2 separate regions of the Mus musculus genome follow, and region 1 is linked to region 2. A link is a loop called in an ENCODE intact Hi-C map of the cell type or tissue named here. Cell type or tissue: heart. All regions are shown on one strand. Each heading gives the region's core, and the rest is flanking DNA. Links, peaks and the distances in the headings are about the cores only. Region 1 overlaps Prkar1b (protein kinase, cAMP dependent regulatory, type I beta). Region 2 overlaps Dnaaf5 (dynein, axonemal assembly factor 5).

Evidence for each region. Hi-C counts contacts between places; a loop is a spot of excess contacts. Peaks named below come from ENCODE experiments on the same cell type or tissue, not always from the same donor. Only the 100,000 strongest peaks of a DNase experiment are listed, where the experiment ranks them.
Region 1: a loop joins it to region 2, with 2.1 times the contacts of the local background. A loop is called at or near these places in 4 of 42 quality-filtered maps.

Annotation. Positions count from the first base shown.
Region 1 is chr5:139,111,326-139,127,590 of GRCm38, reverse strand. Prkar1b (protein kinase, cAMP dependent regulatory, type I beta) reads left to right here. Exons shown (of 11, transcript NM_008923.3): 2 at 1-4. Among named protein-coding and RNA genes, the nearest start is that of Prkar1b, 10 kb to the left of the region's middle. In heart, for the core only: no CTCF peak of the experiment used is centred there; a DNase peak (open chromatin) is centred at 8,820; H3K27ac peaks cover 868 bases.
Region 2 is chr5:139,172,461-139,188,725 of GRCm38, reverse strand. It overlaps Dnaaf5 (dynein, axonemal assembly factor 5), which reads right to left. Exons shown (of 13, transcript NM_001081265.2): 9 at 14,453-14,600; 10 at 10,661-10,811; 11 at 7,153-7,309; 12 at 4,007-4,198; 13 at 2,216-3,216. The coding sequence ends at 3,080. Among named protein-coding and RNA genes, the nearest start is that of Sun1, 20 kb to the left of the region's middle. In heart, for the core only: CTCF peaks have their summits at 9,379 and 9,588 (motif pointing right); DNase peaks (open chromatin) are centred at 9,175 and 9,625.

The DNA of each region.
Region 1 (16,265 bases), core at 6,187-11,186, 60 kb after region 2:
GAAGGTCAGTGCCCCTAGTATCCTTTGTAGGTGGCCTGGGCAAAGCTGCTTCAAGTCCCTCCTTGGAATTCCAAGATAGTGATGCTCCTATATCCCAGATCTGTCAGGATCATGGGAAGCAAGGCTGGGGCTGAAGCTCCATGGTAGAGCCCCTTCCTAGATTCCCCAGGCAAGGGGCTAGAGGGTGTGGCTCAGTGGTAGAGCCCCTGCCTAGAATCCCCCAGTGAGGGGCTGGGGGCCTGGCTCAGTGGTAGAGCCCCTGCCTAGAATCCCCCAGGGAGGGGCTGGGGGCGTGGCTCAGTGGTAGAGCCCCTGCCTAGAATCCCCCAGGGAGGGGCTGGGGGCGTGGCTCAGTGGAAGAGCCCCTGCCTAGAATCCCCCAGTGAGGGGCTGGGGGTGTGGCTCAGTGGTAGAGCCCCTGCCTAGAATCCCCCAGTGAGGGGCTGAGGGCGTGGCTCAGTGGTAGAGCCCTTGCCTCCAATCCCCTAGTGAGAGAGGCTGGACCCCCACCACCACCTCCCATGAATAAGGCCCTGGGCTACATTCCCAGTAATTCGATTGACTTGACACTGACTTTTCTTTATTTGGCCTTGGCTTCATCTCTGGGTCCCACACTCTCGCTTTCTATTTCTTTGAGGTTTACAGTCTTCAGAACTCTCACAGACTGGTTCAGGGATTATTTATCTGAACCTGGTTAGTGGCCACAGGACTCGCTGGCAGTTTTCATATGGACCAGATGGGGATGAAGTCTGGTTATGTGTGTATGTCTTAAGAAGATCTCACGTTGTAGTCCAGCTTCGTCTGATACCTGCCACTATCCTCCTGCTTCATTTTCTTCAGTGCTGGACCACTTTGTCTGGCTGAGGTCTAGTGATAGAAACCATCCTAAAGTCTAGTGGCCAGCCATCAGAGCCAGATTGTCAAGCCCCCAGATCCCAGTGAGAGGAGTGAAGAGCTGGCTCAGCAGTTAAGAGCATGCACTGGTTGCTTTTCCACAGCACCCGGATTTGATTCCCAACACCCACCTGGTGGATTATAATCATATGTAACTCCATTCTCACGGGATCCGGGGCCTTCTTTTGGTTTCCACAGGCACACATATATTCCCTGTGCACACACATTCACACACACACACACATTCACACAGACACACACGTACATAAAAACAAATTAAAGGCAAGCATCTGATCATGCAAGTGATGGAGGTGTGTGTAGTCCAGGTCCATGTTGATCTGCATGCTGGACTTGCAGTGTGGATGGAGGAATTTGCCCCAGACATATTTGATGGGAAGAAGCACTTTCACATGTGCTCTCTCTCTCTCACACCCTCTCTTTCTTTGTGGTACTGTCATGCTACGCAACTCAGGCTCCCCTCAAACTTACAATCCTTCTGCATCAGCGTTCAGAGTGTAAGGATTATCAGTACACTCCACCTTACCGCTCTAGCCCCACTGTTCTGAGGACACAGGTGCCCCTGACTGGCTCCTCGGTGAATGACGTCGCTCACAGTTCCCCAGCCCCTCTCCTGGGCTCCTCCTCTGCTTGGGATGGGTGGCTAGCAGGATTCCTATCAAGAGCACATGGCTTCCTCCTAGGTACCAGCTTCATCCTTACCATAGGTCCCCACCCAGAGTATTGCTGAGTGTCACCTGAGGTCATTCCCTTGTCCCAGTTGGAGACCAGATGGGGAGTCTCATCAGGCTGTGACTTGCCTTTGAGCATTTGTGAACCATCTGCTGCTAGGCACTTTTCATGGTGGCCTCCTGTAATCATAGCTCCAACTCAAAGCAACTGCTACTACTACTATTTATTACTATGTTTTTAATTTTTAAGAATTATTCTATTTTATGTTCATAATATAAATTTATTTAACATAAATATTTTGTTGATATCTATTTATTCTACTTATGAGTATTTTGCTTGCATGCATGCCTGTGTACCATGTTAGAAGAGGGCATTGGATCCCCTGGATGAACTGGAGTTATGGACAGTGGTGAGATGTGGGTGCTGGGAATCAAGCACAGGTCCTAAGCAAGAATAAGTGCTCTCAACTGCTGAACCATCTCTAGTTCATACTGTGTATTCTTGGAAACAAGGTTTTGCTATGTAGCCTAGGCTGGTCTCAGGCTTATGATCTTCCTGCCTTAGCCCCTGAGTGCTGGGAATACAGACATCACTGCCATGCCTGACTCAAAAGACCGAGCCTCGTTTTTCTCTTTAAGACACTCTTTCCATCTCAAGTGGAGGGGTGGTACTCAGTGGAAGGGTCCAGTGCTTAACTGGCATACAGCTGTGAAAATCCTTGGCTTTACCTCCAACTCTGGGAAAAAAAAACATAGTAAATAGCACTTATCGAAATATTTTAAAGTTTATTGTTATTGCTATTGTTAAGTATGTATGTGTGTGTGTGTGTGCATTTGTATGCCACATAACCAACGGTGGCTTTGTAGGCCAGAAAAGGGTGTCAAATCCCCAGGAATTGGAGTTTTAGGCATATGTGCTAGGAACAGAGCTAGGGTCCTCTGTAAAGCTGTAACTGCTCTTAACCACTTAGCCAACTTCCAAAAACACTTTTTAAAATCTCTGTCTATCTGTCTGTCTGCCTGCCTGCCTACCTACCTACCTTTCTTCCTTCCTATCTATCTATCTATCTGTCTGTCTGCCTGCCTGCCTACCTACCTACCTTTCTTCCTTCCTATCTATCTATCTATCTGTCTGTCTGCCTGCCTGCCTACCTACCTACCTTTCTTCCTTCCTATCTATCTATCTATCTATCTATCTATCTATCTATCTATCTATCTATCTATCTATCATCTCTCTATCCATCCATCCATCCATCCATATTTTTTTTTTGAGACAGGGTTTCTCTGTGTAGCCCTACTGTCCTGGAACACACTCTGTAGACCAGGCTGGCACAGAGAACCACCTGCCTCTGCCTTCCAAGTGCTGGGATTAAAGGCGTGCACCAGCACTGCCTGGCTTAAAATATATTTTTTTAATTGTCATCTAATTAATTTATATCATATGTTCACGTGTACCTATGCACACAGGTACCGATGACGTGTGCACCCGTGTGTGGGGGTCGGGGGTCAGGGGTCAGTGTTGGGTGTCTTCCCTAATCCCTTTCCACTTTATTGCTTCATGATAGGGTTCCTTATTGAACCTAGAGCTCACCCATTCAGCTAGGCTGGCTGGCTCTTGAGTTCCAGGGAGTCGATTGCTTTTCCTCCTTAGTGCTGGGATTACAAATGTGCCCAAGACCTACACTCAGGCCCTCAAGCTCCAGCTGTAAGCACCTTACTAACTGAGCCATCCTCTCAGCACCCCCAAAATATTGAAAAGGAATTCATAAGCCTGGCTTGGTGGTACATGCCTGTCATCCCTGCACTCAGGAGGCTGAGCAGGAGGATCAAAACCTTAAGGTTAGCCTGGGCTATATAGGGAGACCCTGTCACGAAAATAGAACTCAAAGCAAAACAAAAACAAATCAAAGCATCCATCCCTATAAAAGAAAATCTCGTTTGTTTGTTTGTTTGTTTGTTTTTGAGACTGGGTTTCTCTGAGTAGCCCTGGCTGTCCTGGAACTCCCTCTGTAGACCAGGCTAGCTTCGAACTCAGGGATCTGCCTGCCTCTGATTCCTGAGTTCTGGGCTTAAAGGTGTGTGCCACAATGCCCAGCAGTGCCCAGCTTTTTACATAGGTAGGGATTCAAACTCAGGACCCAGTGCTTGCGAAGCTAACCCTCTTGCCAGCTGAGCCACCCTCCCTCCACACCCCTTCCCTGCTGGGTGTGCTGTTTAAACAATCTTTAGCTGGGTGTGGCCATGCGACAGTGGCAGTTTTATATTTTACATGTTTCTCTACTTGTCATTTGTTCTGCGGGGACATCCTTTCCAATGATTGCTCAGTGCGTAATGGGTCAGCATTCCGTGTGTGTGTGCGTGTGCGTGTGCGTGTGCGTGTGTGTGTGTGTGTGTGTGTGTGTGTGTGTGTGTGTGTGTGAGTGTGTGAGTGTGTGAGTGTGTGAGTATATATGGATGTGTGCCTGTGCAGGGGGGAGGGCAGCTACGTCTAAGATAGAGAGAAACGTGACTGCATGAAGGTTTAGTGCTCAGCCAGCTTTCTCTACTCTTCCTGTCTGGTTTTTGTTTTTGTTTTCGGTGGGGATACAGTTCTCACTATGTAGTTCTAGCTGGCCTGGAACCCCACTATGTAGACCAGGCTGAACTTGCAGATATATTATTTCTCTGCTTCTTGAGTATTGGGATTAACGGTTTATACCACCAAGTCACCTGGCTTCTCTGTTGATCTTAGCCAGTGGTTCTCAACCCGTGGGTTAAGACATCTTGTTGGGGAGGTTGAATGAGTCTTTCACAGTGCTCACCTAAGATCATCAGAAAACACAGATATTTACATTATGATTCATAACAGTAGCAAAATTACAGTTATGAAGTAGCAACAAAAATAATTTGATGGTTGGGGGGGTCACAACAACATGAGGAGGTGTATTAAAGGGTCATGACATTAGAAAGACTGAGAACCACTGCTCTAATCCCAGACTACGGCCCCACCCACAGTGGGCGTGCCCGTCCTCCCTGCCCATCCCCTCCAACCCACCCCTCCAGCCCAAATTAGGGAAATCAAGACAGTTCCCCAGAGACACACCCACAGGTCAACCTGATCTGGACAATCCCTCACTGAGACTTTTGAGACTTTCCAGATGATTCTTTGAGAAATTAAAAACTACCAACACATGTAGGTTCATGGCAGCACTGGGTTGCCAGGTTTGCACACAGAGGACAGTGTTGAATCCCCTGGAGCTGAAGTTACAGGCAGTTGTGAGCCCCTTGATACGGGTGCTGGGAACTAATTTCTGGTCCTCCGGAAGAGCCTCCAGGGAGGCCATCTGAGCATCTCTCCATTCCCCCATTTCATTCTTGATACTGGTGATTAGTGCCTCTCTATTGTTAACAAGCCTATTTAGAGGATTATCAATTCTAATGATTTTTTTTCCTTTTAAAAATTTATTTTATGTGTTTTGTCTGCATGCATATCTGTGTGCCACATGTATGTCTGTGCGCCACGCACATGGCAGGTAGTCTGGGAGGCCAGAAGAGGGCGCTGGATCCTCAGGAACTGGAGTTACAGATGGTTGTGAGCAGCCAGGTAGGGGCTGGGAACTGAACCTGGGCCAACTGCAAGAGCCAGCATTGGTCTTACACCGAGCCATGGCGCCAGCCCCTCGGTATCTTCAAGGAGATAGTTTCATCCACTCTCCAGATCTTATTTTATTTATTTATTTTTACACTTGATGTTGAGTTTGCTCTTATTTTTATGATTTCCTTCTTTGTGCTGTATTGATGGCCATATCCTTTCCAAAGCTTAAGGTGAAGTGCCAAAATAACAGTTTAATTCTTTTTGAAAGGAAACATCGGAGTGCACACATTTCCTGTGAGCACGGTTTTGGGAACGCTGACAGCACTGACACAATTCTGATGCCGGAGGTTTCTTCTCCATGGTCCACTCCGCTCAGGATCTTTCCTGACTCTCCAGAGACTTAAACTTTGTTTTCTTCCTTAAGATTTTTTTTTCTTTGTTTAATTTTTTGCAATATCTGGAGGTTTTCCAGACGACTCCGTGATTCAGGTCTAGCTTCACTGTGGTCCACGAGCACTGAATGACTCCAGACCTTTTCATTTCATTAATGTGTGCTTTCTGGCAGATAACAGTGTGGCTTTGGGGTGGCTCCTCCCTGTGCACCTGAGGAGATCAGGTAGAGCTCTGTGCAGCTTTAACTGAGAGTTCAGGGTCACGGCATTGGCGCTTTGTTTGTTTGTTGTTTGTTTGTTTGTTTTTAAATGAGCTTTTGAGACAGGGTTTCACTATGGAGTCCTGGAACTCACTCAGTAGACCAGTGGTACCATGTATCCACAGAGATCCACCTGCTTCTGCCTTGCTGGTGCTGGGATTAAAGGCGTGCATCTAATACATATAGATTTAAAGTTTTTTTTATTTTAAAATTTATTGTGTGTGAGTGTGCATGTATGTGAGTGGGCTCTGGTGCCTCGAGTGGTATATTTGTAAATGTCAGTGGACAACTTGGAGGAGTTGCTTCCCCTCTGTCTTCCCCTTCCCCTCCTCTCCCTCTCCCTCCTCCTATCCCTCTTCCCCCTCTTCCTCTTCCACCCTCCTCCTCCTCCTCCTCTTCTGCAAGTATCTTTACCAGCTGAGCCATCTCCCTTAGCCACTTTCTGCATTCTTGCTAGTTTTTTGACCTTTTGTCAATAACAAGGACTATTGAGACTCCAGCATCAGTTGTGTGTTTATCTCTCCCTTTTCTTTAATTATGTTTATTAAGTGATTGATTGATTGATTGATTGATTGATTGAGACAGTATCTCTTGTAGCCATAGCTGGTCTCAAGTTTACTCTGTGGCTGAGGATAGATAACCTTGATCTCTTGAGGGCAAAGATGGTGGGCCCCACAATCACCCTCTGTCAAGTGGTGCTGGGGATCTACCTTGGACTCAATGGAGCTAGACCTCTACCAACTGAGTCACATCCCCCTTTCTAATGTAGCCCAGCCTGGCTTTGAACCCAGGATCCTTCTGCCTCAGCCTCTCAGGTGCTGGGATTAGAGGTGTGGACACTATTGCACCTGGCTTGGTTTTAGGTTTTTAAGTTGAATATGATAATATCTACCGTTGATCTGATGTGTTGATATTATTTACAATTAAAATACTAAGTCCCGTTCATTCCTATATAGGCATTAAGTGATATGCATGTATCATCTCCTTTGTAGATCATAGGCATTTGATATAATCAATATGGTTGGTTTAAGCCTCCTATTTATTTTCCTTTGTCATCTCTGGTTTTTGTGACTTTATTCCTGTCTTCTTGTCTCTTTCCATTTTTATACGGCTTCTAGTGACCAAACTCAGGTCCCCAGGCTTGCACAATACACACTTCCCTGGCCCTTATTAGCACCTTTTTTTCTTTTTAATTTTAAGCTTTGTGTGTGTATACATATGCACACGCACATGTTTGCACATGCATGGTAGTGAGAAGTCAGCCTCAGCTGTTCTTCTCACCTTGATTTTGACACAGTCTCTTTACTGAGACTTGGAGTTCCAGAGGTGGCTGGCCAGTGAGCCACACAAGCGTGTGACCTCACATCTGGCTTGTTATATGCATGCTGGAGACAGCACTTAGTCACACTTCCAACCCCTCACTGGGTGATTCTAGGCAGGTGCTCTACCACTAAGCTACGCCCCCAGCTGGGGATTCTAGGCATAGTTGAGCTACATCCTCAGTCAGTCCTAATTTTTTACTATCAACAGTCTTACAGATTTTGCACAAGCTAGTTCATGTGCCCAGGTATCACCGCTTCATGACTCTTCCCTCATCCTGAAGCGCCACATCAAACACCCCATTATTAAGTTACATTTTATATGGAGGAGAGACATTGATCAGCCTCCAGTGTCTGATCAGAGATGCAAGGAAAGAGCAGAACAGCAAAGCAGGGTACAGGCATGCCAGACATTGTGGCACAGGTTTGTAATTCCTGAGAATTGTCTGAAAAACTGAGGCAGGAGAATTGCTTCAAGTTTGAGGCTAGCCTGAGCTACATAGAAAGATCCTATTCCCCCACCACCACCACCAAAGCAGAAGAGACAAAGGAGAAAAATTAAAAAAACAGAAGCTGAGGGGGCTCTGGGTTCCATCCCCAGCACACACACACACACACACACACACACACACACACACACACACACACACATACACACACACTGCAGATTGAAGGAATGAATGGTGGTAATTTGCACAGTCAAACCCAAGTCTCACAGGAGACTAATGAGGTGGTAACTGTCTGGCAAGAGTGGTCAGGTGATGCAGAAACTCCCTGTGTCTCAGGTGGGGAAAGAGGCTCAATTTCTGAACAGTGCTGGCAGGGAGGTGGCCCTTTGTGACTTAAAACTACTCAGCTGGGCATCCCCTGCTCCTGGACCTTCTTTTTAAGAGTGACAGTTGAACGCTGGGGTCAATTTGGAAGGCTCGTCTTCCCAGAATCCCTCTGTCTTCTTCCAAACCTGGGGTAGGATTCTCTCCCCTTGCATCATCTCTGTTTTAGTTTCTATGTGAGGATTGGTATACAGTAGATGCTTCATAAATATTTGAAGAATTGGGTGTCTTTTCTACTCTTGGTGCTGAATGGCGAGGTAACACCCCCTGCCCCAAACCAGGTGCTTTACCCCTTCTGTCCTCAGTTTCCCCACATGGGCAGATTTACTTGTAGCTTCTCATGCTATGCCCCAGAGGCTCATGGGATTCCTGCCACGATTATGACCATCCTACTCTGGTAGGATTTGAGGAGAACCAGGTCCTCAAATAACTGGCTCCTCCTTTAGACCTGGGGCTTCAGAATACAGAGGGATAGCCTTGAGCTTATATGGGGAACTCTTCTGGGGCTTTGCCCACAAATGGCTCCCCATGCTCTCCCTGTCCCAGATGGATGCTCTTGTCAAGTCGGGGTGCCTCCCCTCAGAAATGGCCTCTCTCTGACCTCCTGAATCTTGTTCTCCAGAGGAGAAAAGTAGACAGCTGAAGTTGGTGGGACTGAGGAATTCTGTCTGTCTCCCAAGGGTATGCTGAGTTCCTTCAGAGGGCTCAAACCTCTGTTGAGTCCAGCCACACCCCTTGGCGTCTGTGGTTTTTGTCCTGGGTGTGTAGGAAAACTGTGGTCAGTTGGAGAACACCATTCAGAGCCCAGGAAGTTGACTGGTCCCCAGGGGAGCAGGATGGGGACAGTCCCCTTTCACTTCATTTCTGGGCACATTCTGAAGGAGCTTTCTGGAAACTTGTTCCCACACTTGTTAGGAAAATTCCTTTGGCTGGAAAAGCCTGTCCTAACCCCTGACCTTGACTGTCCTGCTTTAGAGTAAAAACAGGAGACAGGAAGTGTGTATGTTGGGGGGGAGGGGTCTGAAAGGCCAGAGGAGGTTCTGAATCCCAAAGCGGGTGCCAGCAGGGGGGTATGCTGGCACTGGCCAGAGGGAAAGCAGAAGACAAGGTTAGGAGAGATTGGCTGGCACAAAGCCCCACACTGCTTTCCCCTGATGACTCCAGAAACCCATGGCTTTGATGTTTTGAAACACCTGTATCCTGCTCAACTTGACCCCTGTCTGCTGAGATGGAAAAATGTTCTTTGCCAGGACCAGTAGTGTCAACTAGAGGGTGAGGCCCTGGTAACGTAAGAGAGGTGGCCTGTCTTTGTGATGGTGTGTGTGAGTCTTCAGGGGAGGACCTAGGGGCGCAAAGCCACACTCTCCTGCAATAAAAGCCACTGACAGGCACAGGGCGACCTATGAACATCTGGATGTTTCCAGTTGCCATGGGTCTGGGAGAGGTGACTTGTCTCAACATAGCCCCACTATCTAAGGACTTGTGAAACCAGAATTTGTCCCTGACTCCACCCCATAGCTAAGGCCATTATGACTTACCCATTGCCACCCATGTCTTGATTTGGGGTGACACTTTTCTGAATTCCCATTGATCCTGAAAGGGCTTTCAGGGGTCCCTCACAGGGGGGCCACTATGACCCCTGCATCTTCATTCCTGATCAACCTAATCACAAGGTAGCTGGGTGACTGAGTGGTAGCTTGCGTTGTGAGGCCTATATGACATGAGATGCTGCCTTTTCATTCACTCATTCATTCAGTCACGCACTCATTCACTTACTTTCTCCATTGGTGTTTTTACAGTGGCCTGACACTGTGTTTCCGAGACAGTGTGAGGCTTATGCTCAACAAGGTAAAACAGATGCCGGTACAAATGAGTTGGCCGGAGTCCTGTTCTATCTAGATAGGAATTGTGGGTAAGTGACTCTCCATTCTGGGCCCTTGAGTACCCAAAGCCTAGGGGCCGGATGGGCAGGTGCAGAGGCAGAGGCTCAGAGTCCTACCCAGAGAGCAGGGATAAACTGCTCCTGGATTTAGAAGCCACAGGCTTGGAGGCTCTCTGCTCTGGGCTCTAACCGACAACCCATGTGGTACTATTGTAAACCCCCTCCCCCCAGCAGTTGCAGCCACATAGGCAGTAGCAGGTGAGGACAGCATCTGCTGGTATCTCTGCTTCTGAACTGGCCTTGGGTGTTAGAACTCGTGGGTCCTGTGTGTCAGGACCCTCAGCTCCTGAGTCCTGGCAACCCCTTGGCACTCCTCCTATGACTGGGGTCTGCAGTTCCTGATATCTGTCCCGGGTCCCTTGAAGCTTTTCAGACATCCCTTGCAACCACTGGCCCTGGAACCACTTGTCCCATTGCTCCCATTCTGTAGCTGCCACTGTCACCAGCTCAGCCTGTTCTAGCAATGACAAAGGTAGAAAGTGTGCCCACAGCCAGGAATGTAACTCAGTGGCAGTACACGTGCCAGCAAGCATGGGGCCCTGGGTTTAGTCCTCACTGCAAACAACACAAAACACAAAGTAGCCAAGGAAAGACCTCAGCAAGGAAAGACTCTGGCTGAGCACAGCTGAGAGTTTTACATATTCTGCTTTCGTAGTCAGAGGACAATTTGCAGGAGTTGGCTCTCTCCTTCAAAGATGTAGGTACTAGGGACAGAACTCAGGTTGTCAGGCTTGGTGGCAAGCCCCTTGATGCACTAATCCATCTTGCTGACCCATGAGAACTGGATTTTTGTTGTGTTTTGTTTTTGTTTGTTTTTCAAGACAGAGTTTCTCTGTGTAGCCCTGGCTGTCCTGAAACTCACTCTGTAGACCAGGCTGGTCTTGAACTCATAGAGATCTGCCTGCCTCTGCCTCCCCAGTGCTGGGATTAAAGGCGTGTGCCACCACTACCCAGGCAAGAACTGTTTTTAACACCCACCATTTAATAGTACCCTACTGCTAGCCGAAGCCCATGGAGAGACTTGGGTCGTTTTGACTGTCTCAAGATCATAAGTTATTTAAATAAGATCGCTTTAGACATGGGTAGAGCAATGAAGGAACAATACAGAATCTTCTTGCTGGAGGTGGCTCTGAGACAGGCTTTTAGACATTCTTAGGAGTTGCCTGACACTTGGCTTGGAGCCTCATACAAAGGGAAGATTCATGCCCCCTTCCTCCCCAGCTCAGTCATTATCTCCAGGTAGCAGGTTTGTCCCTTTGGGGACAGTTCTGTGGGATCTTGGGGTCCTTGTACAGACAGGACTTTCTGTCCCTGTCTCAAGTCATTCCAACGTCTGGGTCTTACTGTTTTCACAAAGTTGAGGTGTCCAAAGGCCATTTCTGTTGACCATATTAAAAACAAAATAAAACAGAAAATAAGATGTTGAGCAGGGTGGTGGTGGCTCAGGACTTTAATCTCAGCAGTCAGGAGGCAGAGTCAGGAGGAGCTCTAAGTTGAGGCTGGCCTGGTCTACAGAGCAAGTTCCAGGGCAGCCAGCTCTACACAGGCAAACCCTATCTCAAAAACAAACAAATCAAAAACCACCCCCCAAAACAAACCCAAACAAACAAAAAACAAACAAAAAAATGGGGTAGGGGAGGAGAGGGAGGGAAGAAGAGAAAAGAGGGGGGAGGAGATAACATGTTGATGGCAGTGTGGGGGGATTGAAGCCTCACAATGTTACTGATGTAAAATGGTATAGCTATCATGGAGAAGAGTCCAGCCAGCAGCCCCTCAAACAGTAGAACATTGGCGCTGCTGGTAAGATCATTCCGTGGATACAGGTGATTGCTACCAAGCCTGTGGACCTGAGTTCAATCCCCAGGATGTAAGGAGAGAACTAACTTCCACAAGTTGTCCTCTGACCTCCACATATGTATGCCGCAGCCCGAGACTCACCTCCCCACAGATAAGTGTAGTTGTAAAACGTGGAACCTTCATCATTGCACAACTCTGCAACTCTGCATCTGAGAGAACACCCTAAGCTCTGAAGATAGGTATTCAGGCACAATATGTAAAGAATATTGTCTACAGGTTGGCATCTGTCACAACAAATGTTAACTGTGCTGGAATTTGGGGTGTGTATGTTTGTGTGTGTGTGTGTGTGTGTGTGTGTGTGTGTGTGGTGCGTGTGTGTGCGTGCAACAGAGGTCAATGTCCAGGGTCTTTTTATTTTATTTTATTTTATTTTATTTTATTTTAAGACAGGGTATCTCTTAACCTGGAGCTTGGTGATTAGTCTTGTCTAGGTAGAAGCCTACGGAATCTGTTTATCAGTCTTCCAGGAACCAAGAATGCAAACACCCGACTATACCCAGTTTTTTTATGTGGGTGTTGGGGATCCCAACTCTGATCCCCATGATTGTGTGGCTATTCTGTCATTCAATCCCAAGTTGTTTTTGTTTTTTCACTTAAATTTTTAACTTTTTGAGAGGTTCATACCTCAGCATTGTATTTATATCATTTTCAGCTGTTGTTTTAAATCACTTCTAAAAGCAAAGGCCCGGAGCTTGGCTGTCACTCAAGCCACAGGAGAGATCACTGGCTAGAGTCCTGGTCTTGGTAGGAATGGCCCATGAGTGTGTGTGAGTGGTTTCTGTGGCAGTGGCTCATTACCCACAACTTCTGACTGCTCAGAGAAACTGGGCGGGTAACACACATCAGTCATCCCAGCATTCCAGAACGGTCGGGGGTTTAAGACCAACCTGAAGTTTATAGTAAGTTTGAGGCCAGCCTGGGCTATATGAGACTCTGTCTCAAACAAACAAACAAACAAACAAACAAACAACAAAAAATAGTAATAGGGCTGGAGAGGTTTTAACTCAGTTGATAAAAATGCTTGTAAATATGAGACCTGAGATCAATCCCCAGAATATATATATATTCACACACTTATATATTTAAGTATATATTTATACTCATATATTCATCTATTTAAATATGTATTTATATACTTATGTAAATATTTATATTCACATATTTATGTTTAAATATATCTACATATATTTAAATATACTTACTTATACATTTGTGTGTTTAAAATATATTTATATTAATATATTTATGTATTTATATATATATATATATTTTTTTTTAAGAAGCTAGGCAAGGTAGTGGGCCCTTTGAAACCAGCACAGGGAAGGCTGAGGCAGCCAGGTTTGCTGGGCAGCCAGCTTAGCCTACTTGGTGAGTTCCGAGCCTGGGAGAGACATCATCTCAAAAGAACAAAATAAAACAAAAGTCCAGTGTCTAGTGCCTGAGAGCAAGAGCTCAGGTTGTCCTCTGACCTCCACACGCACACATGCACATACGCACACACGCAAACATGCACACACGCACACATGCACACACGCCACACGCGCAGCCCAGCAAGGACCTCTCCGAGTGTACAAGGTATTTCCAGGACTAATTGTTGATCTGTTCTGGAGCTGGCAATAGGGAGAGCTATAAGAGAACAGCAGGCATCTCCAGATGCTGAGATTGGTTGCTAAGGCAACAGGACCCTGTGATGTCACTTGACCTGAGTTTCTAAAGGGCCAGGTTCTGTGTGAGATGAGGTAGCCAGTGACACTGGAGTTGTGCACTGTCTCCCCATCCCCCCACCCCCACAGCTCAACCCCAAACTTGGTGTGTGATAGGTCCACAGACCATGTGTGTTTCAGCGTGCGGGGAAGGTATGGGAGAGGACACTGTAGAAATGTCAGCCACATGCTGAGGGCTGTGCTCATACTACAGGACTGGTGAGCCAGCCTCCTGTTGGTGTTGTGGGAGGTCCAGCCTTCATCTCCGGGGCATGGGTGGAAGCTTCCCTCACAGCTGCCCTCAGGGATCCCTGTGGCAGAATGGGGTGGAGGTAGGAGGGTCGGAATGTCCTGTAATCCAGATGTTTCCTACAAGAATATAACGTGTTCTTGGAGCCCCTGTCTGTACCTTTGCATTTTTCTTTTCTTTTGTTTCTCTTGCTTTTTGTTTTTGATTTTGAGACAGAGTATGTCTCACTACATACCCCTGGCTGTTCTCGAACTCACCATGTAGAACAGACTCTCTGGATGGCTAGGATTATAGGTAGCGCTACTCTTCTCTTCTTATGAGGTTGCTGGGAGCCGGGCAGTGGTGGCGCATCCTTCAATCCCAGCACTTGGGAGGCAGAGGCAGCCGGATTTCTAAGTTCAAGGCCAGCCTGGTCTACAGAGTGAGTTCCAGGACAGCCAGGGCTACACAGAGAAACCCTGTCTCAAGCTCCCTCCCCTCACCCCAAATGAGGTTGCTGGGGAATCAAACCCAGGTTTCCATGCGTGACAAGTGAACACTCTGCTAACATACATTGCTAACACTATCATTTGCTCTTTGAGATAGGGTCTTTTTTTTTTAAGATTTATTTATTTATTTATGATATGTAAGTACACTGTAGCTGTCTTCAGACACTCCAGAAGAGGGCATTAGATCTCATTACGGGTGGTTGTGAGCCACCATGTGGTTGCTGGGATTTGAACTTCGGACCTTCGGAAGAGCAGTTGGGTGCTCTTACCCACTGAGCCATCTCACCAGCCCGAGATAGGGTCTTAATGTGACACTCAGGTTGGCCTCAAAGTCATGGTGTTTCTGCCTTAGCCCTTCCACTGCTGGAAGGATACCCAGGTATGTTCTACTATGCCCACCTTTACCTGGGTTTTTTTCCCCAGTCTGTGCCTCCACCTTCCAACATAGACGAGGAGCTGAGGATTCTGGGACCGTGCAGAGTCGGGCTCTCACGAGCACAGAAGGCGACCCACTAGATGTTGTGTCGCTTGAGATCCTTTAATAGAAATTGTCGCACTGGATAAACCACCATCCTCCCTCGTGAAGCCTGACTTCGGGGTGCGTGATGGTGGCAGCATCCTTTCTGGAATACGTTATTTATTTCAATGCTATTTATGCCCACAAACTGGCAGGCAGAATTTCATTTTCCTAATGACGTGGTTGCCTCTTCAAATTATGTGGTAGCACCTTAGGTTCTCTTCATGCATGCGTGACTAAAGAGGGAGTGGAGGAGTGGACCTCCTTTGATCTCTGGTAGGTCCGGGCTCCGGGTGTTTGGTGAGTCATACTTTTGTATTATCTTGAACATTTCCATAATGAAGGCTAAGCCAAGGGAAGCAATGAGGGCCCGTGGAACTGGCCCTGGTGCAGGGCCTGCCTAGGGGCTGGATTTTGGTCCTGCCTTCCTCATCTGGGGTCTGCTCTGGGTGCCACCGTGTTCCAGGGGATCCTGCAGGGCACTTCTTTCCTGAAGCTAGGGAAACCCATATCTGTCCTGGATCCAACTCCTAGGTTGGCTGTCCTTTTTCCAGGAATCCTCTAAAGTCTTGTGATGGCGTCTCTCCCATTCTCCTTGGCGGCGTGGATTTATACATGTGCATATTTAATGTACTATCGTTAGAGTGGAGTGTCTGGAGGGAGGGGAGGAACCTCACCCACCTGCTGTCTTCTTGCGGGAAATTCTATAAAAGATATTTTTAAACAGCTTTGTAGAACGGCGCTGAACATTCTTTATGGTTTCCTGGCTGGGTGTTCAGGATCTGCTGATTTGAAACATTGAGATTCAGCCAGTTACTGCTATGAGGCACCATGGTGGGTGATGGGCTCCCTTTCCTGGCCATGCCGATGCGTGGAGAGGTGGGTTCTTTGGCTAGAGCCATAGGCAGGCTGTTGTACTCACCTCTGTGAGGAGTGGGTGCCAGCTGTCACATGTCAGCAAGAGGAGGTTGGGAGATCTAGACAATGCTAGTGGGTCTTTGCTGACACCTAGCATCTCCTGTGGAGCCAACCTGCTCAAGTCTGTTTGACAAGGTCTCTTCTGCTGTGATTCCTACTCCCAGGACAAAGGTCAGCTGGCAGGCAGCAGAACTTTTCACACTAGGGCTGTTTTTGTTTTAGATAGGATTTCTTGTCTATCAAAAGCTGGCTCTGAATTTGCTATACTGTAGCTGTCGTTGAGCCCCTGATCCTCCTGACAGGTACTCTGCTTTATAGGGTGTCAGGGATAGATAGGACCCAGGGTCTCCTGAAAGTCGGCATCCTATTTGAACTGCAGGTCCGTGGGTTGTTACGGACCTCACAGCCAGCGGGAAGCGTAGGCACCTTGCATTCTTACATAGCCAGCCTCTTTCTTCTGTCTGCGTGTTTGAAAGGACTTTTTTCTTTTTTAAAGTCATGACAGGAGATTCAGGATCACAGTAAGGGACCCAGCCTTGGCTTTGCCTGACACAGCAATCGTTTTCTAAGATCCTACTTACTGTGCACCTGAAGGCAGGTATCTAGGAGCCAAGGTGTCGCTCTTGCAC
Region 2 (16,265 bases), core at 7,586-12,585:
TCTGGATGGCCGTGAGCCACTATATGGGTGCTAGTCCTCTGCAAGAGCAGCAGGTGCTCTTAAACTGTGAGCCATCTGCCCAGCCCCCCTTTAATTGTGTGTGTGTGTGTGTGTGTGTGTGTGTGTGCAGATGACGAGAAGAAAACTCCCATGAGTTGGTTCTTTCCTTCAGTCATGGGTCCTGGGGACTGATTCAGGTCGTCAGGTTTGAGTGACAAGCACTCTTGCCAGTTGAGTCATCTTTTGGGCTCACCTAGCCTGTTTTACTTTTTATATTGAGGCAAAGTCTAGGTGGTCTTGAACTCACTCTGTATCTATCTTAGACTGGCCTCTAATTTTTTTTTTAATTTTTTTATATGTTTTTTGAGACAGGGTTTCTCTGTATAGCCCTGGCTGTCCTGGAACTCACTCTGTAGACGAGGCTGGCCTCGAACTCAGAAATCCGCCTGCCTCTGCCTCCTGAGTGCTGGGATTAAAGGTGCGCACCACCACCACTTGGCCTTTTCTTTTTCCTTTTTAAAAAACTAAATTGTATTTATTTGCGTGTTGCAAAGAGGGCATGCAACATGTCTTTTTGTGAGTGTCAGAGGATAACTTGGCAGAGTCAGTTCTTTCCTGCTACCATGTGTGTCCCAGGGCTTGGTGACAGGTGCCTTTGCCTGAGACATCTCTCCAACCCTTGAATACACTCCTGTGTACCATCCATTTGTGTGAGCACACATGCTACACTGCATATATGGAGGTCATTCTTTCCACCGACCCTTTCATCACTGGGCTTGCTCAGCAAGTCGTTTCACCCACTGAGCTGTCTCACGGGCTGTGACACATTAAGAAGCCCATTTGTTAGCCAGGCAGAGGTGGCAAACACCTTTAATCCCAGCCCTTTGAAGGCAGATCTGAGTAGAGGCCAGCCTGGTCTCCAGAGTTCTAGGGCAGCCAGGGCTATGCAGAGAAACTCTGTCTCAAAAAAGAAAAGAAAAGAAATCCAGTTGTTTACATGGGCTTGACTGAGGGGTTTTGTTTTTCAAAAAGAAAGGTGGGCATGAGGAGGAGAGGACACAGCTCCTGACCTCATTTTCCCACTTCCACCCTAGGGAGGCTTCTCTTCCAACTGAGCATCTTCCCTCCTAAGGAGGCAGCTGGTGAGATGGCCTGTCTGCACTGCTAACAAGTGTCCATATGATGCTAATGTGATGGTGGTTAAGTGCGCTCACCCCACAGGCTCCTCAAAGCGGTCTGCCTCAATGGAGGTGGTGCTGTGGTGTGTGCCTGTCACCTAATAGCCCACTCTAACTTCAGATCAATAAAGCAGCTACAAATAACCCCCGACTCTATGGGACTCACCTCCCCAATCTGACTCAGCCATTATGTTTGGAGCAATGGGAAACAGGCCCACACCATGAGCAATGTATCCACAAGGCTTTTGAGTACAGCTGGAGCCCCAGCAACAGCTGATCCGGAAGATCCATGAAGCCTAGGATACTTACTGGATATCTCTTTGCAAAGATGCGATGCTGAGCTAGGGGTGGAGGGAGGTGACTCCTGCTTTAAATAAGTGATGGGCTGGGGGCATGGCTTATGGGTAGAACACATTGGCAAAGTCTTAAGTTCAATACTCAGTAATGCACAATAAATAAAATAAAATGCCTGGTGCTCTGACCAACAAGATGGCTCAGCAGGCCAAGGTGCTTGCTGCCAATGCTGTCAACTCGACTTCAATCCCCAGGACCCACATGGTGGAATGAGAGACCTGAGTCCTTCAGGTCCTACTTCTACATGTACGCTGTAGCCTATGTGCACTCTTTGACAAATACAGATTGTAATAGATAAAACAAAGAGCTGAACAATCTTGCACATGACCGACAGAGCTCCAGGCAGCAAGGATAATGGGAAATGGACAGAATGCAGTTTCAGGCCGCAGTCCCTGGGCCAGGCACTCTGAGGCCAAACTTCACCCACCTGGATGTCCAGCCTGACTCGGGACCATACTGGTGTACCCGGCTTACCCTGGTGATGGCTGGGCCTTATTGGCCCTCCAGCTACCTCATGTCAGAATGCAGGTCATAGCCAGTGATGACTGTCACTAGAGGGGCCCATCCCATGGAGTCCACAGCCAGCATCCCTCAGGCTGGACCACCTCAACACCGACATATGGAGACAGGAGCTGTCTGTACGGATGTAGTGTAATCAGTCAAATCACACAGATGGCCACACAAATAACTATAATAAATAATTTAATTCCATAAATGGCAAAGCAGAAATGTTAAAATTTGTTGGACACGACCCCCCCCCCCCCCAACATTGTCTTAACAAAAATATAGGCTGCGGCTAAGAACCACTTAGAAATCTTTAGGCACTTGGTGGAAAAGACACTGGAGAATGGCCACCTTACTGACTGCTACAGCAAGTGGTAGGGATGAAGGCTGGTTTCCTAGTCTATCCTTTACCCACGGGCATCACTAATACTGAGAAACAGAAACACCAGGACAGTGCACCCACACTGCAAGACATTCCAGTGTATTTAAAATCGGGAGGAGCAGGGTGGTAGTGGTGCGGGTCTTTAATCTCAGTGTGGGGAGGAAGAGGCTGGTGGATCTCTGAGAGTTCCAGAATAGTCAAAGCCTCACAGGGAAACCCTGTGTCAAAACCCAGAATAGTTGGGAGAAACTTTATCAGTGAGTCAAGACTGGACACTGTCCTCAGCACAGGATGATGGGACAGAGCCCAGAGGAAGTGGATGGTTGGTTGTTTTATAATCCTTTGGCTTTCCTGCAATGTGAAGAGCATTATGGTGAATCTGAAAGCAGCCCAGGACCCCTGGGGCTTGTAATTTAAAAACATTATGTTCAAGCAGCTAATTGGGAAGCTGGCGTGTGTGTGTGTGTGTGTGTGTGTGTGTGTGTGTGTGTGTGTGTGTGTATGTGTGTTACAAAACCCCAGAAATCTGCTTAGGAAACACAGAAGCTGATGTTCAAGCACCATCTGGGGGCCCAAGGATGGCCCGAGGCCATGGACACAGTGTCTCAAGTGCGAGGTCTGCAGGCCACCACTGTCTGCCTTCAGTAGCTGATGCACACAGTCACCGAGCAGCGGCCATGGTCTGCATGTGCTGCAGCAGCTGCTCGCAGTAGGTAGCTGAGCGGTGTTTGTGGACGACAGCCTCCGTCTCCCGCACCAGCACATCTGGGAACAGGACGCTGCCCTCCTTGAGGACTTCTAGAAGAGAGCATAGAACCCTGAGTCCAGCATCAGTGGGCTGGGTGCCCACCTCCCAGCTTTACAGAGCTGGCAATCTTTCTCTCTGGCTGCTGGGTAGATCCCACGGGGCTGAAACCACCTTCTTACATGCATGCAGAACTCAAGGGGAAACCTTTGAGTGTTCTCTCCTTCTACCATGTGGGTTCTGGGGATGACACTCAGGTGTCCACCCTTGACAGCAAGTGCCTTTATCTGCTAAGCCATCTCGCTGGCCCTGCAGTGTGTTTTATTATGAACAAACAAATGGCAAATCTCTTCCAGCAGGTGCTCAAGCCAAGGAAGCCAAAGAGGCTCAGTGTAGCCAGAGTCTTCCCTCACCCCCTGCAACGACTCCTCCCACTCTTCCCTCTAAGTCAGCAGCATCCAGAAGCTGGCCTTCCTGCATCATGCTAAGCTGTTTGTAACAGTATTCTTATTATTTTTATCCCTTCCTCCCCCTCCCCGCCCCGTGTGTGTGTGTGTGTGTGTGTGTGTGTGTGTGTGTGTGTGTGTTAAATATAAAAAAGTGGGGGCTGGAGAGATGGCTCAGCAGTTAAGAGGACCTGGATTTGATTCTCATATTACATGGCAACTCACAACCACCTGAATGTAACTCAAGATCGAGGGTATCCAATGTCCTCTTCTGGCCTTCATGGCTATTGCATGTTTGGATACACAGACGTGCACAGGCAAACACTCACATCACACATACCTGGTCTCAGGGCACTAGAAGCCACAGGCCCTACAGACTGTAGCCTGGAGAGCTTACCTAGGACGGTGTCTTGAATGGCACTCTCTGGGTCATCCAGGTGGACCAGCAGCTCCCGGTACAGGAACTGAACGCTGCTCTGATAGGCGGACTTCCCATCCAAGCTCTCGATGCACTTGAGCCAGGTGAGCAAGGCAGAAGCAGCTGCCATCCTCACATCATTGGAGACATCATCTAGGCGCTTCAAGAGCTCTGTGGGGAGTGGGAGTAGGCATGAGGGCCAAGGTGCAAACGTGGAGGGCCTTTTCTCTGGGGCCCAAGAATCCATCTCTCAGAAGAGGAGAGTCCTCAGCACTGGCATCTTCAATGATGGCCCTCACTTCCCTGAAGCTGTTCAGTCCCATCAGCCCTGAGACCCCCATGACGACCTAGGCGCACACCAGACAACAGCATGGGCTGACCTTCCTCACACCTGCTGCAGGCTCACGAGCCTGAGGCCAGCAACCCCACCACACTGTCACCCTTGGTTTGTTTCTGTGGGAAGTCCTTCACCAGGCTGCCTGTTGCCAAAACCAGATCTACCTTTCCTGACAGGCAGAAACTTCTTGTCCCAAGACAGGGTTTCTCTGTGTAGCCCTGGTTACCCTAAAACTTGCTCCATAAACCAGGCTGGCCTCAAACTCAGAAATCCACCTGCCTCTGCCTCCCAAGTGCTGGGATTAAAGGTGTGCACCACCACTGTCTGGCTGGAACCTACTTTTATAATACAAACGTTCTGGAAAACGCACAAATGGGTAACAGCTGAGTGTTAGTTGGGAAGGCTCTTTGCCCTGTACCAGAACGTTGAGTTTGTGCTGCCAGACACCCTTGATCATGAGCAGGATGGCCCTGGCTTCCTGAAGGCATGAAAAGCATCACTGCACAGGCAGAGTGCAAGGCCGCCTGCCAGGAGCACAGGCAGAGTGCAAGGCCGCCTGCCAGGAGCACAGGCTTTAGGACAGGGACCTGAAGGAAGGACTCGTGGGGGTCCCCAACATGCTGGGCTCTGGCTGCTTCTTGCTCACATACTTTGGACAGGCACAGAAGGAAACCATCTACACACCTCAGGATGACAGAGAACTGAGTCCGAGTCACGAGAGCAAGACCGGCTGAGGCGTAAACCTGAGTGCAAGGACTCACCCATCCCAGGCTTGGTGGCACCCAGACCAATTCTGGAATTACAGGGGGTTGATGTTCGTGGGGCTAACTTGCAAGGGTGAACAGGCTGGGGGCAGCTGACACTGCCCTTTATGAGCAGTCCCCTCTGTCCTCTGTTCAGGGTTGGCCCAGGGCACCTACACAACAGCCTCCTCCTTGCACTAAGAAGTCGCAATGTGGTGCAGAGCTATGCTTGCCATAATGGCAGAGCAGGAGCTGTGCCCAATGTGTGCACTCTCCCACTGGCACTCCCTCCTAAGTAGGAAGCCACCAGCCCTGGCAGTCGACAGCAAGCATTAGCCAAGCTTGCTAAAAAGTAGAGCCACACAGACTGTGGGTGGAAACAAAAACAAAACAATCAGAAACTTAATGTGAGAGGCCAGCAGAGCCTGTGGGGTTTTCTGGTAGAGATTTCTCCCACCTCAGCCATTCTGTTCTCTAGGCCTGAGAATCCAAGTCTACCTTCAACCCTGGTCACCATCTCTTCTGGAGCCACCGCTTCGTCCCTGGAGAAATACGCCTTGGTTCCTCCTGCCAGAGGCTGTGTTAGGGAGCTAAAGGCCTTTAATGCACTCGTTTCTCCTTCGGCCATTTCAGAGTTTATCTAATACTCTTGGGAGACTTTTTATTTAAAAGATGATCTCAGCTGGGCGGTGGCGGCACATGCCTTTAATCCCAGCACTCGGGAGGCAGAGGCAGGAGGATTTCTGAGTTCGAGGCCAGCCTGGTCTACAGAGTGAGTTCCAGGACAGCCAGGGCTACACAGAGAAACCCTGTCAGGGGAAAAAAAAAAGATGATCTCATTGATTAGCCCTGGCTGGTTCGGAACCTGCTATGTAAACCAGGCTGGCCTTGAATTCAGAGATCTGCTTGCTTCTGCCTGGGAAGTTCTAGGATTAAAGGCACACACCTAGCATGCCTAGCCTAGGACTTTTTGTTCATTCTGAGACAAGGGCTAGTGAAGCTAGGGTTGGCCTTGAACTCAATGCTCTTGCCTTCACATCCAAAGTGCTAGGATTATGGTTTTGTGCCATCATGCCTGGCTTTCTTGTTTGTTTTGAGACTGGGTCTCATTGTGTAGACCTGGCTGGCTTGGAATTTTCTATGTGGCCTGCCTAGGATTTGCAATAGTGCTCCCTGCCCAGGCACTAATCTCAAATGCTGGGATTAGAGCAGTGTGCAAGAATGGCCAGGTCTTGACTTGCCTCTAAAGGATGTTACTATTTTGGTTTTTGACAATAGCAAGCCACTGTAAATGGGAACCCTGAGGGGTGTGTCCTCAGCCCTCTAAGACCACCTGTCCTGAGGACCATCTACCAGCCCTGCACTGTGCTGGGGCTGTCAGCAAGCTAGCGTGGAGACTTAAGCATCTCTGTGCTGGCTTTCCCCACGTCCCCTCACGCTCACTGCTCCTCAGGACGCGTCTGTTCCTCTTGTGCTCTGTTCTGTACAGTACTGTCCCGGGTCACCGCCTGGGATCTTGTTGGCTTTGACAGCCTCATTATCTCTGTCTCTAACTGGCTTGGTGCTCAGGCTGCCTCTAGACAGGTAATGCAGCTGCCCACATCATGCCCCACCACGCCAGCTCCAGGTAGATTGCTCTCTGTAGCAATGGCAGATAGAAACCTTATTTCACACACACACACACACACACACACACTTACTTTAAACTGGAACCTGGAAAATTTCTGCTTCAAGGAGGGTCTCCCACCTTTATTGGCTACACCCTACCGGTCCTGGAAACAGAGCCTGGCCTCCATCTCCAATAATGCCCACCTCTTGCTTCTCATGAAGGCTGCTCAGTCAGGACTGGCTCATCTGTCACTGTGATGGCATATGGATACCCAGCAGGAGTCAAAAGAAATATTCTCTCTATGTCTAACTACAAGAGAAGTTACTAAATAACGTGGTGTGTGTGTGTGTGCGTGCGTGTGTGTGCGCGTGCGTGTGTGTGCGTGTGTGTGTGCGTGTGTGTGCGCGTGTGTGCTCACGCACGCCTGGTGTCTTACCAGGATAGACCTTGAGGAATTTCTCTGGCTCCATGGTGTCCCCTGAATTCTTGAGGAACATGTTGATGATGCGGCAGGACATCAGGCGTGTGGTCTGGGAGTCGTCCTCCAGCGTAGCCAGCACTTGTGGCATCAGGGTCTCTTGTGCCTCTTGCACCTGCAGGCCACAAATGGGTGTGAGGAACGTGGGACCACCCATGCTGTCAGCACACCAGTGCTCAATGCCAGGCAATGCAGCTTGAATGCTGCGAAGCACACCTACAAGTAGATTTGAATCTTTTTGGTTTTGTTTGTAACAATAAAAGTTTTGCTTATCTTCTGTGTGTAGGTCTGTGGGTGTGCAAGCGTGCAGGTACACACGTGTAGAGGACAATCTGCAAGAGTCAGTTCTTTCCCTTAACCACACGGCTCCTGGGAGCACACTCAGCACATTGGCCAGGCTTGATGGCCACTGCCCTCACTTGCCAAGTCACCTCACTGGCCCTTGAATCACTTGAATTTATTAATTATTTGTTTTTCGATTCGAGGTTTCTCTGTGTAGCCCTGGCTGTCCTGGAACTCACTCTGTAGACCATGCTGGTCTCACACTCAGAGCTCTGCCTCTGCCTCCCGAGGGCTGGGATTACAGGCCACCACCAGTCACTTATTATCGGCTCAGAGTGCTACAGGATAGGCCAGGCCACACAAGGCAAGCAGACCATGTGAATTACAGACAGTTCACCTGTAATCCCAGCACTTCAAGGGCAGGCTCTGTTAAACAGGGAGTTCTAGGACAGCCTGACCTACAGAAAACCACCCCAATGGAAAAACCAATCAACTAACAAAAAACCCATCAGGGGCTTGGAGAGAAGACTCACTGAGATGGTAGAGAACTTTCAGAATCGAGATCAACCCAGCACTCATGGACGCGCTGGGTGTGGTGGTGTACATCTGCATTCCCGGTGCCAGGCCAGGAAGAGACCCACGGTGGACAGCATGTGAGGAGTGACTTCCGATGCTGCCTTTGTTAGGGCTACGTGGCTTACATATCCTAAATCACAGTCTGCTTCGGGAGGCAACGGGGAGGCAGGGGCTGATGCATGGAGAGGCCATGGAGGATGCTGCTCACTGGCTTGCTCAGCCTGCCTTCGTTTAGAACCCAGGGCCGCCAGCCCAGGGCTGTTCCCAACCACAGTGTACTGGCCCTTCCACATCAACCCTAGATCAAGAAAATGTCCTACAGGCTCGTCTGCTTACAGCTGGATTTTCTCAATTGTGGTTTTCTCCTCTTGGGAGAATCTTAGCTCGTGTCAAGCTGACATAAAACTAGCCAGGACAGATATTCAGAAGTTAATTCTGGCACTCATGAACAAACACGAACGAACACACACACACACACACACACACTACAAAGAAAAAAAAAAGAACCCTTTGCTCTACTAAAATAAAATTTGAAGTGTAGGCAGTTCTCCAGGGGTTCAGTGGAGAGAAGCGCAGGGAATGATGGGAGCTGTAAGGGCTATGACAGGGAATTTTGTTTTGTTTTGAAAGTAGGAAAAGCTGGGCAAAGCCCTATCCTAGTGAGCACTAGAAGCTGAGGCAGGAGATTCATAGTTCAGTCTGCCTGGATTACAGAGGAAGTTCAAAGCCAGCTGAGGACTCTTACTGAGATCCTGTCTCCAAATTAAAAGTGGAATCAGTTAGGAACACAGATTAGCCACAGAACACTTGCTTAACATCCCCCAGGGAGAGGACTGGGCCTGTGGCTCCATGGTAGCCCCTGCCTAGAACCTTCTAGTAAAGGGCCTGGAGCTGTGGCTCAAATGCAGAACACTTACCTGGCATGTAATGGGACAAGCCTGGGAGATAAACCACATTTAGATGCATATATAAGGCTTCACGGGACACGAGAATGAGGGAGGCGTGAACCAGTGAATGGTTCACAGGCCTGTAAGTGGCCTGAGCAGGGCTCTCGTGATCAACAAGAGGGCATCACCTTTGCTGAGGAGGTGAAAGGGATGGGAGGGTAGGTGGTGCCAGTGAAGGAGGTGCTGATGGGGACAAGCAGTGTGGCTGCATGCCCTGGGCTGAGGGCCTGGTGAGTTATGACTGTACTGCCACCAAGTGGCTGCCTCTGTGACACTTTGCAGGGAAGCAGAAGGGCTTCTGGAAGTGGGCCTTCTCATGGTGTAATAAATACAAGAAAACAGCGGGCAGCAGGATGATGGCAGGGGCTGACTAGATAGGGTACCAGTGGGAGACGGTGGGGGATCTTGGGGAGGGCATCCATGTCAGGAGGGAAGGGATCACAACACAAGGGGAGGGCTTTGCCTGCAGCTTTGCTGTTCTAGAACAGAAATACTGCATTTTCTCTAAAGTTCAGATCATCTTAACCATTTCTGCTTTAATTTGGTCAGTCGAGTACCTCAGATCCTACCCACTGTAGAGTGCAACATGTGAGAGTTAGGTAACGACCCCTGTTGTCAGCAGGGGGCGCTCACACACCGTGAGCGGATGGCAGGCAGAGGAGCCGTGCAGAAGCCTCACCTTTCCATGGCTCAGTCGCCTGGCTCACTTCACTGCTTAGAGCAACGCAGGCCTGGCCTGCCACTCTCAGCCACTTCACCTGTGTGTGGTAAGAGCTGAGCCCAGGGCTATCCCTCATCCTAAGCTTGGAATTTTGTGAAGAGCATTCAACAGAAACTGACTTCGGAGACCATTTACCCAATATCTGATGGAGAATTTCTGTGGCACTAATCTTAATAATACGTGCTACACTGTGTGTGCAGTTGCAGCAGACATAATGCATATGTGTGTTCATGTGCTTTTTTTTGAAGGCCAGGAATTGATACCAGGCATCTTTCATTATCATTCTCCACCGTGTATACACACTCATACACACACACAATTTTCTATGTTTGTGTCTGTTTGTCTATTCAGAGTCCAGAAGAGAGCATCAGATTCTCAGGAGTTGTGAGCCACCAGACATGGGTACTAGAAACTGAACTTGGGTCCTCTGCAAGAGCAGAAGGGCTCTGAAGCACTGGGCCATCTCTCCATCCATCCAGCACCTTCTATATTGACACAGGGTCTATCCCGAAGTCAGAGCTTACTGACTGTCAGTGAACCCTGTCTCTGCTCTGTCAATGCTGGTCACCCATGTGGCCAGGCCTGTTCTGTTTTTGTTTTTTGCTTCTTTACATGGATGCTGGGATCCAAACTCAGGTATGGCTGGCATGTCATCTCCCCATATACCTGTGACCTGGTATATCCCTAGTCTCTTTTGAGTTGCTTTTGTCAGGGTATTTTATCACAACAGTAGGATAAGAAACTAAGACAGTTTGTAGACCAGATCCCAGATCTTTCAAGGAGATGTGAGAACCAGAGCAAGAGACTTGGGCCCTGCCCTGATCTGGCCCCACAGACTTCAGCCCTTTAGAGCTTTCTGTGCTGATTGAATGACGCAGTTCTGTAAGGTCCCATGATACACACATGGACAAACAACTGGGGTGGTCACAGCTGTCCTTACCTGCTTGGCCGATAAGATGTCACTGCTGATGAGTGCCCACAGGCAGGATATAGCAGCCGTCCGGATGGCTGCAGCTGTCCTCCCTGCATGCCACTGCAGGTTGGGGGCTAGGATGTCATTTATTACCATATCCAAATAGCCACGGAACTGTCTGGAACAAGAGGGCAAGTGAGGAAGGACAAACAGACTACTCTGAAGGACATGCTTCAGTTTGGGAATGGAACTGGACCTGACCCTGTGCCTCTGCACAAGGTGGTTTCAGGGGGCTCTGTGCTCAAGGGCTGCACCAACCATGATAATCTATGTGGGTCATATGGCACCTCCGTCACCACCCATTGAACCTGCCATCTGTGCCATTAAAACAAAGGAAGCAAGAAATAAGGGTTGGGTGTGGTGGTGCACACATCTTTAATCCCAGCACTAGAGAGGTAGAGGCAGGAGGATCTCTGTGAGTTTTAAGGCCAGCCTGTCTACAGAGTGAGTTTCAGGACAGCCAGGGCTACCAGAGAAACCATGTCTCAAAAAACCAACAAAACCAAAAAAGAAGTAACACGGGGCTGAGACGGCCTGGTGCTCAAGAGCACTTGCAGCTCGCTCTTCTAGAGGACCCGTGTTTGGTTCACAACCCCGTGACTACAGCTCCAGGGCCATGCAATGTCCTCTAAGAGCCTCTTCAGGTACCTGCACACACACAAAACATCTTCTTTTATTAACAAGAACTCTCATACAGAAGATGTCCAGCAGGTCTTGCTAATGTGAGGCTACCTGAAGGGGAACTGTCTGTCATGCCCTCTCTAACAAACTGCTCAGGGCTTCACCCTTCAGAGAGCAGACAGTCTGCCAGTTGCTCATGACTTCTCTCCCCACCACTGCTGGTCTATAACCTACTTTCATTTTTAACTTAAAAAGATGGGATCTCATATAGCCCAGGCTGGACTCAAATCTCCTATATAGCTGAAGATGATGATCTTAAATGTCTTATTCTCCTGCCTGAGTGCAGAAACTACAGGCATGTTCCTCCACACCCATTTTGTACAAAGCTGGAGAATGCTGGGCAAGCCTTCTTCCAACTGAGCCACACATCCAGCTCATGTTTGTCTGTTTGTCTGTCTGTTTGGTTTTTGAGACAAGGTCTTGTTATATAGTCTAGGCTAGCCTGGAATACCTGATCCCCTGCTTCCACTTCCTGAGTGCTGGGATTACAGGCGTACACCACCACTCTGAGTGCTGGGATTGCAGGCGTACACCACCACTCAGTGCTGGGATTACAGGCGTACACCACCTCTCTGAGTGCTGGGGTTGCAGGCGTACACCACCTCTCTGAGTGCTGGGATTGCAGGCGTACACCACCACTCTGAGTGCTGGGATTGCAGGCGTACACCACCTCTCTGAGTGCTGGGGTTGCAGGCGTACACCACCTCTCTGAGTGCTGGGATTGCAGGCGTACACCACCACTCTGAGTGCTGGGATTGCAGGCGTACACCACCACTCTGAGTTTATGCAGTGTTGGAGAAGGAATACAAGGCTTCCTGTGAGCTAGAGAAACACTCTACCAGCTAAGCCACATTCCTAGGCCGTAGGCCCCGATCTTGTTTCTTAACTTTGCATTACATTTCATTTATCTATTGCACTCGTGTACTACACGTCCACAGTGCACACACGGAAGTCAGAGGACAACTTGCAGGAGTTGGTTTCCTTCTACCATGTGGGCCCTGAGGCCTGAACTCAGGTAGTCAGGTCTGGAAGCAAATGCCTTTACTCACTGGGCTCCAGTCCAGAATTTACACCAAATTTTACTTCAAGGCTACCACAAGCACTGAAGCAAAGGCCCCCTGCAAAGGCAGTGGCTTCGGTAGAGCTTTCTGTAGTCCCCTCCAACTCTCTCACAGGCATCTCCATAGCTCAGGCAAGAGTGCAAGGAAGGGGTGGGGAGTGGGAGTCTCCGGTTGTGTGGTAGGTGGATGTGGTGGTGCTACCACTCTGGCTTGCTGAGAGAGCCTTCTCTAAGAATCCTGACTCCCTGCCAGAGATGACATCCTTAGACTGAGTCTTGACTGGACAACCAACCTTTCATTCTACCATTCTGTGATTATAAATCAAAACCAAATAATATTTTGTACTGACTAGTTTTATGTTAACTTGACACAAACTAGACTCAGCTGAGAGACTAATTCTAAGGGGACCACGACTGAAAAACTGCCTCTCTAAGATCTAGCTGTAGGCAAGCCTGCAGGGCATTTTCTTAATTAGTGGTTGAGATGGGAGGAACCTGCCCATTGTGGGTGGTGCTACCACAGGGCTCCTGTGCTATAAAACAGCAGGCAGAGCAAGCCAATAAGTAGTTAGTAGGCAGCCCTCTTCAGTGGCATCTACATTAGCTCCAGCTTTCTGTCCTGACTTCTCTCAGTGGACCGTGTACAAGTGAAATAAACTCCTTAAATCTCTTTTGATTATGGTGTTCCGTCATGGCAATAGAACACTAAGACAATGCTATTTTCAAACTGTCCCTACCCAAACAGTAGCAATCTCTCACTCAGTAAGTCATCTGCATAATTGGATTCTCTAGACTGACCTGATCCCTGGAGAGGTCTGAAGTGTGTCACTGGGAACCTGGCCCAAACCTGGCAGCTGTGTTTGTGGGTCAGGGGTGGCAGTGTTCCTCAGCATACTGGGTGTGTAGAAAAGGCTACAGTCTGGTGGCAGCTCAGCCATTCTCTCACTCCACTCCTGTGTACACGCCTGCCCGAAGGCCTGTTGCCAAGACGCTCATTAATACCTTTTTATGGTCCCTTTTCAGCCCTGAGGTTTTTTAGATCGCAGGAAACAGAATTTCCTGCAGCGTGTGAGAGGCTGGCAGTCAGCCCCACATTAAGAGTGCACTCGAAGGAGAAAGGTTAGAATGAGAAACTCATAGGGAACTTTATAGTTTGCTTACCACACTTCACAGTGACAGGTTTTTTGATTTTGGGGGTGGGGGATGGGGTGAGGTGGGGGGAGGTGGCATCCCAGGAGCTCGCACAGGGCTTAAGTTCTCAGGTCTCCATCTGCAAGACCCAGGATGCCAAGGGTCAGGATTGGAAGGTCCCAGAGTGATTTGAATCTTAGTCTGTTCAATGAACCAAGGAGAGGGAGGGGTGTGTGTGTGTGTGTGTGTGTGTGTGTGTGTGTGTGTGTGCGTGTCTCCTCGCTCTACCCTCCTCTCCAGGATGAGCTGCTGTGTGTGTGTGTGTGTGTGTGTGTCCTCGCTCTACCCTCCTCTCCAGGATGAGCTGCTGTGTGTGTGTGTGTGTGTGTGTGTGTGTGTCTTGGCTTGCTTCCCTCCTCCCCTGAGAGCCTGTTCTTTCCTAAGCTCTTTGTTCCACTTTCCCTTTACTTCAAAGCCATAAAATCTGAGGCTCTTAGGTTGCAGAGCTGCCCCTGAGCTTTTCTGAGATAACAGACTACCCTTAAGCCTTCACCATCAATGCTAATTTAGTCAGGTCTGTTAGGTCTGAAAGGTGCCAAAAGCCTTTTAAAACAGAACAGCCGAAACAGAAGCCATTAATAGTTAATGCGCCCTAAAACTTTCTCACTCGATGGAATTTTAATGACTCCTCTAAAGTGACTTTGATTTACTGTCTGTGTCTCTGTGGTATACTCACCAAGATCACTGTTTACCTAGTGGGGTGGATTCTAGAGATACAGACCACCAAGAAGCCCGGACTTTAGACCTTGGGGGCCCTGCCCAGGGGGTCGTGGGAAGACCCATCCAACACATACGTGGGCTGTACACAGACCTGAGGGTCGACCTACCCCTGAGAATCGACAGTGTCCTTAGGCCTCAGCAGCATCATGGACAGGATAGAGAAGAGCTTCAGGCGCATGTGTGGGTCTGTGGAGGGCTGGAGACAGGCCCTGAGGGTGGGGATCACATGCTGCAGCGCTTCTCCCACAGCCGGGCCTAGGAAAGAGAACAGGGGCTGCAGCAGGCCACCGATGGCTTCCCAGGCCTCACTGCTGGGGTAGGAGCCCTGCAAGCCACAGGCCATGGCTCGCCTTCCTGACATGCTGCTCTCCCAACTGCTGAGGACACTAACAAACTCCAGCATCGCCCTCCCTATGTGACCAAGACACAAATCCAGCTTCTCTTTACAACTTCTAAATTATTCTAAATTATTTTTTTTTGAAAGATACCCCAGAAGGTGTCAGACCCCATTACAGATGGTTGTGAGCCACCATGTGGTTGCTGGGAATTGAACTCAGGACCTTCAGAAGAGCAGTCAGTGCTCTTAACCGCTGAGCCATCTCTCCAGCCCCCTAAATTCTTTCTTTCTTTCTTTCTTTTTTTTTTTTTTTTTTTTTTTTTGGTTTTTTCGAGACAGGGTTTCTCTGTATAGTCCTGGCTGTCCTGGAACTCACTTTGTAGGCCAGGCTGGCCTTGAACTCAGAAATCCGCCTGCCTCTGCCTCCAAATTGCTGGGATTAAAGGCGTGCGCCACCACGCCCGGCCTAAATTCTTCCTTAAATTATTATTATTAATTTTTTTTACTTCAGGAAGCTAGAGAGAGAACTCAGAGATTACACTGGCTGCTCTTCCAGAGGTCCTGAGTTCAATTCCCAGCACCCACATGGTGGCTCACTCTGATGTCCTCTTCTGGCCTGCAGGCATACACGCAGGCAGAACACTATACGTAATAAATTAATCTTTTAAAAAAATAACTTCATTATTTTTAATACTGTTCATGTGTGCCTGAGGCTGTGTGCATGGCTGCAGTATCAGGCCGGAAGCAATGACCCTCTTGGAGCTGGAGTCACAGGGGTTAGAGCCACATGACATGGGTGCTAGGAGCCAAGCCTCAGGTCTCTTGAGAGCAAGAGCAGGAAGAGGTCTTAATGGTGGAACCATTTCTCCAGCCCCCTTTTTCTTTTGACACAGGATTTATTATTAAGCCCTGAATTGAGACAATATCTTAGCCTCCAATTGTTCATTAGTGACCATCAACCTTCTTGTTTTGAGGCAGGGTCTCTCATGGACCTGAGACTTAACGCTTAGGCTAGGCTGACTGGCCACGGAGTCCCAGAGATTGGTCTGTCTCTACCTCTCCAAGGGCCAAGATTACATCATCATGGTGGCACCCAGTTTTAATCCCGGCAATGAGGAGGCAGAGGCAGGTGGACCTGTGAGTCTGAGGCCAGCCTGGGTTACACAAAAAATTCCAGTAGAGTCAGGGCTACCCAGTCTACACTGTCTTGAAAAACAAAATAAAACAAACAAATGAACAAACAAACAAACAAACAAAATGCCTGGCATTTTTACAAGGACCTGGGATGGTCCTCAATGAAGGCCTACTCATCCGAACTCCTGAACTAAAGTCAAGAGACATCCAAAAAATCAAAGCATGCCATGCCCACTGTCTGCTCAAACCGTGTCGTATGAAAGCCAAGAGGCAGGGTCTACTCCCTTCAGCCACCCTTCCCCAGGTCACAAAGACTTCATAAGTCAACTCTTACCTGAGGGTTCACTGCCTGGTGACTGGAACTGCCCAGCCTCTAGAGTTGGACATATATAGCTAACTCTCCAGAACGCACCCCTGGACACTTCTCAGCTATGGCCTGGCCCTAAACG